Linked DNA regions of Homo sapiens: region 1 is linked to region 2. Evidence: read pairs that join two places in POLR2A ChIA-PET (ENCODE). Cell type or tissue: Panc1. All regions are shown on one strand. Links, peaks and the distances in the headings refer to the core of each region. The heading gives the core; the rest is flanking DNA.

Evidence for each region. Peaks named below come from ENCODE experiments on the same cell type or tissue, not always from the same donor. Only the 100,000 strongest peaks of a DNase experiment are listed, where the experiment ranks them.
Region 1: POLR2A ChIA-PET joins it to region 2 with 12 read pairs; 2 of 35 experiments call an interaction of 5 or more read pairs at or near these places.

The regions. Positions count from the first base shown.
Region 1 is chr3:57,161,315-57,164,230 of GRCh38, forward strand. All of the region lies in intron 1 of IL17RD (interleukin 17 receptor D), which reads right to left. Among named protein-coding and RNA genes, the nearest start is that of IL17RD, 2.6 kb to the right of the region's middle. In Panc1, for the core only: no CTCF peak of the experiment used is centred there; no DNase peak of the experiment used is centred there; H3K4me3 peaks cover 87 bases.
Region 2 is chr3:57,279,587-57,282,502 of GRCh38, forward strand. It overlaps ASB14 (ankyrin repeat and SOCS box containing 14), which reads right to left. Exons shown (of 11, transcript NM_001142733.3): 7 at 716-887. Among named protein-coding and RNA genes, the nearest start is that of ASB14, 12 kb to the right of the region's middle. RefSeq lists a silencer at 222-422. In Panc1, for the core only: no CTCF peak of the experiment used is centred there; no DNase peak of the experiment used is centred there.

The sequences.
Region 1 (2,916 bases), core at 291-2,790, 120 kb before region 2:
GAATCAAATAAACATGTCTGGGCCCACAGCCAAGGATAATTCTTGGATTGGACTTTTATCAGGAACCTAAATTTTAACCAGCTGGAACTTCTCTTTTCCAAGTACCACCCTATTCCTTCCTACCTTTTGTGATGAAGTATTTGCCTTAAATGGGAAACTTGCATTTCATTGTAAAGATGATGCCAGCATCCTGGCTTCCCGAATTCCTGAAGGAGTAGTGTTTTCTTGCAGGGGGAGTAGGAATTATGTTCCAGGGATAATAGACCAGAGAAGGTGGACCCCATTTAGGTAAGGAGGCAAGAAATGTTCCCTCCTCCCCCACTGCAGGAAAAGCCACTAAATACAAACCTGTGGGAGTAGATTCCTAACTCCTTGTTCCATAAAAAGGCTTCTAGACCAGCAAGACAAGGGGAGGGAGAACTTCAGTATGAGTGACTGACACAATTAAAGTTATGAACCAAACTTGCTTCTAGTTGCAAACAAAACCATTCCACTCTAGAAGCAAGAGCCAGTGTAAATGAGGATGGTGTGGTCCCTCTGGAGGTTTTACAAATCATTACTTCTGTGTGAACACAGTATTTATTACTCAAAGAGCAACCTTACCTGGCAAGGACCCTAAGAGAATTTTTTTTAAGTAGTTGAGGAAGTGTGCCCACAACTCATTTCTAAAACACTGACCTGTGTTCAAGATGGTATCAGCCTCTTAATTGCCCCACTAATAATGGGGAGGTTGTGAAACCTGACCACTTAAACCAGGCCAGCCCATGGCTCCTCTGGGAGCAGCCCCGAAGGGTCTGTTAGCAGGGCTGCAGAGGGTTGGCTGGCTGTAGTCACCTTGCAAGTCTTGCAAAAATACACATTCCTGCAAGGGCAAGGGTTCCTGAAACAAATGTTGCCTGGAGATCAAGGGGGTCATTTGCTCAGCTCTGCTCCAGCACCTAAATCCAGTTTCTCAGGACTTGGTGCTGCACCTTGCTGCCCCCTCTCAGGTTCTGAGTATGGCCCAGGCCCACAGAAAGCCTCCTCTGATTTGCATCACATATAGTCGACCCTTATCCTTTTATGTTCCTACAGCCCCACTGTAAGCAACCTTAGAGCTGAGGCCAACATCTATGGACTAAGTACCTCTTATTTGGTAGGGGACCCAAACATGAATCAAATACTCTAGTCACTGTGTACCAGTACTTCCTAGCTGACTCCCTGACAGAGCAACTTCTAGAAGACATGACCTAGGGAGGTGTGGACAGGGACAATTTTTTGCAGAAGTGATGCTAGGGCCGAGAAAGGAAGCTGCAGAGGTGTAAAGGAACACAGGCAGGAACAGCATGTGCAAAGACAATGGACCTTGATGCCCTGATCTTTGCCTCTACTTCTTAAAATCTATCAGGAAATACAGGATTTAGCAGGAAGGCAGCAGGGTCTAATTTGGTTCAGCCAATATTTACAGGGCTCTGACGCCACCAAGATGAGGTTCAGTGCCTGGCTAAAGAAACTAGTCTGAAGACATAGAAGTGAACAAATACTGACAAAGCTGTCTGATGAGACTAAAGTGCAAGGACCTGCATGAGAAGGTAAAGCAAGGGGCATGGCATTCAGGAGGGCTTCCCTGAGGAGGTACCACCTGAACTGAGTCTTAAGATAGGCAAGGAATTCTCAAGGGAGGAAAAGGCATCCTGGGAGGAGGGAAAAGCATGTCTTGGAAGCACAGAGGGCATCCATCCGGAGTTAGGAGCAGGATGAGAAGGGTAGGGGGTGAGGCTGGAAAGGGTGGGAATGCAAAGCATGTGGGGAAACTGGGTCCATGAAATCCACCAAGCAGCAAATCCAGGAGACAAGGAACCATGTATCAGCCTGGATGAGCCTGGAATCTGGAACATGGCCCAGAGGCCTCTACGATCGTCCAGGAGGCGAATGAGGATGACCCAAGGAAACGATTGGTGGGGCCAAGGCAGGAGCAGCTGAGAAAAGTCACCCCCAACTAGGGGCTGTGGTGGAGAAAACGTCAGCATAAGTGTGAGGTGACTGGGACAGAGCCACCATTTTATGAGGGTGCAGGTTTGGGAGAGGAGAACACACTCGCACAGGTAGAAGAAAATCACCAGCCTGGCTCCGTCAGGGCACTACCATACCCCACAGCATGGAAACTTCACGAGTTTTGTACAGTGGCATAAGAAGCCACCTTGGCAACTGCAGCAAAACAGTGAATCGGACTGATTTACCTACGCCATCACATGAACACTCAAAATAAAACGCCTGTGATATTGTAGTCATTCAAAAGCCAATAGGAGTCTAAATCCAAAATTCTAGTAGGATCCTTAAGTCAACACGAGATCCTCCTTGAGGAAACTTGCTAGCTACTAAAATTTTTTTAAACAATAAAACAAGAGCAGTAATGTTTTACTGAAATGGAACACAGTAAGAAAATGTGATGCTTTACTCAACTAGGAAGGAATGACAGAGCCTAATGGGGCGGGGGGGCGGGGGGGGAAGGGGGTGGCGGGGGCGGAGGCAGAGCAGGGGTCATAGCCGTCTCCATAGCTTAGCTACTGAGTCTGAAGACATCCCAGCTGTCTGGCTCACACCTGGTTTTCTGCACCACATTTCTTGGGACTGTGGGGCAAGTGAGCTTGGAGGCACCAGCCTGCGTGCCTAAGGGAGTGTTATGTCCTAGGTTTTGGCTGTGCTGAGGCTGTTTAGAGCCACCCAGAAGAGGCTGAGTCAACGTTCGCCTAAGCAAACCACTCCATACCTATCCCTCAGCCCAGCAATACTAAGGAAATTCTCATTTCATCCCATTTTTCATATGAAGAAATTGAGGCTCATGGCTCCCCAGGAGCAGAGCCAAGGTCATGTCCCTGCTGCCTGAGTGCAAAGCCTACGTTTTCTCCACAAGCTTAAGGCCGTGAGTGCCCTGAC
Region 2 (2,916 bases), core at 233-2,732:
ACTCAGGAGGCTGAGGCAGGAGAATTGCTTGAACCCGGGAGGCGGAGGTTGCGGTCAGCCGAGATCATGCCACTGCACTCCAGCCTGGCTGCAGGAGTTCAGTCAGCGTGGTGGGAAATATTATTAAAATTATAGAAAGAAGCACACCTTCTTGGAAGGCCGGGAGGTTTTGCAAAAGCTTCAGGAAAGGATTTGGCTGAAGGCAGCTGAATTCTCTCAGAGTAGGTTACAAGGAAGTGTAAGGGAATTGATCTAGATAAGTTAGTTTACTTAGGCCTCAGAACTGGCCTTTAATCATCCACATGTAGGACTGTTCTGGCAGCGGGGGTTGGGGGGGAACCGTGTTAATTACTCACACGATGTGCTGACTCAAAGCCTTTGTCATTAAACCTGTACTAAATAAATGCCTGAAGCACCAGCTTGTCAGGGCCATGGCTGCTACAACTCTTTCTTTGAGCAGCCTGGTCCCCTAGCCCACTCTTTCACTGGATACCTATGTCTAAGTACTTTCATCTGTCACTTGGCCAGGGTCTATGGTTCAGACCCAGCACCTGGCGACAGAGGGAGACAGCATCTCAAAAAAAAAAAAAAAAAAAAAAAGTATGTTTAGATTGTGGGATCAGTGATTAAAGATTATAAAGTTCCTAGAAGCAGCACAAAATAAAAGGTAGCTATTACTGTTTTTATTATTTATAATAATGTAATTGAACTTAACAGTAAGTGGCCCCTGTCAGCTGCCACATGGATGGGCAGGTGGCCTGAATTCTTAGGGATGTTGGCATCAGCTCCATACTCCAGCAAGAGAGCCACAGCATCTGGATTTCCTCCACTTGCGGCTTCAAGTAAGATGGAAGAAGAATCAGAGGCCTGACCATGAGCATTAGCTCCTAAGAGGAGAAAGACTCTTGTTAATGCAAAAATTATTTTCCACTGTATTTCTTGAGCAATCTTAAAAATATATCCCCATCACCAAAAAGCAATTAGTGAGCACGCACTCTAGCAAAGCACCAAGAATCAAAGTAACAGAATATATACCTCCTGCTCTCAAGTAACTTATAAACTAGTTGGGGAAGAAAAAAATGGCAGTTTCTAAATTATAAGTAGGTTAGTTTTTGAAGTAATTTGATGTCCATTTGTTTGGAACTTGAAAATTCCAGTAGAAATACTGTTATAAAAGTTGCTTTTATTTCTAGACCAGCCTATAAAAGCCCACTTAACTCATAACACACATATAGGATGGTACTAACAAATCTATCAAACTATAATACCATGCCATCTAATGATACTGTTTTGGTGGAAAAGGGCATTTGTTCTGTTTTAGCTTGTTCGTAGGGGACCATAGTAGGAGACACTGTAACTGTTTTTAATTGAGGTTAGGAACTGCCAATAGCCAAAGAGGTAAGTTGTTGTAGTTATTAGTACAGAGTATCCCTTATCCAAAATGCTTGGGACCAGAAGTGTTTCATATTTCAGGGTTTTTAAAAAAAATATTTGCACTACACTTACAAGTTGCATTATACTTACAAGTCCCAAATCCAGAAATCCGAAATCTGAAATGCTCCAGTAGGAATTTCTTTTGAGCATCATGTTGATGTTCAAAAAGTTTCAGATTTTGGAAGATTCTGGATTTCAGATTTTCAGATTAAGAATGCTTAACTTACACCCTGTATGTTAAGTGTTATGTGAGTGATGTGAATAATAAGAGTACAGGGACAGGCAAAAGGTCTTCTAGAAGATCTAGGGCTGGGGTTGTAAGGGGGGCTGGGGTTGTAAGGGGAGCTGGGAGGTGAAGGAAGGAGAAAAGAGTTTGGGTCAGTTGTGGAAGTGTTCCCAGTAAAATGGGCTCTGAAGAAAGAGTAGCATTTGAATGGACAAAAGTTACGGAGAGCATTCTGAAGCTCATATAAAAAAGATGTAGTGACTTTAATTTAACACAGACTCCATAAGAGTCATCAGGGTCCAGTGGCTGCCCAAGAACCCCATTCCAAGAATGCCTTAGAAGTCCAATAAGCCTCTGCTTATTGAGTGCCCACTATGTGCTGGTTCCATTATGTGTATAATAATTTTTAAACTTTGTAACAACCCCCAGCAGTAGGTGCTTAACATACTCATTTTAAAGATGAAGAAACTCATTGAGTTTCAGTGACTTCCCCAAAGATGCACACCTAGTAAGCAAGGTAGTCAGGATTCATATACAGTTATTCTAGACCCAGGGCTTATATCTATGATGCCATGTTGCCACTCTAGCAATGCAGGGTGATAATGTGATTTGGAATCAGATGAACCTTGAAATACTGGCTCTGTGATGTACCATCTGTGTCACTTGGTGCAAATTACTTTGTAAGGAGTCACTTAAAGGAAATGCTTACTCACTGAGGTCAACTGATACTGGTTTCTTTGCAGGGTAAAGGATTTAACATCTGTTGCTTCTTTCTCTGTATTTTAATCAATGATCTATACAAAAGGTTACTCTTTCCTCGTAGATGAAAGATTCCAATGTTTATTTTTGTTATTCCAGCTAATGACTTTAGACATTTCTTATATTGATCATTTAAAACATCTTACTTAAAATGTCTTATGGCCATTGATTAGCAACTAGCCTCCCCTATATGACAGGAAAGATTTAGATAATGTCTAAAAAGCACAAGGTTGTTTTTAAATATGAGTCTCTGCCATCTAGAATACTGGAGACCAGGACTGTGTATTGTTAAAGAACAAAATAATACTTCTAGACAGGGAGGAGAATAAAGATAATTCTATTATTGAGACTTTTAAAAATCTTGGTAAAAATTTGCTTTTTTGAAAAAAAGCTTTAGATTGATCCTACCTTGCTTCATCTAACAGTGTCATCAATGAGCTCTCCTCGAAGACAGTAAAGGCCAAAGTTCTCTGAGCCAAGGGTCCCTGCTAGTTAAG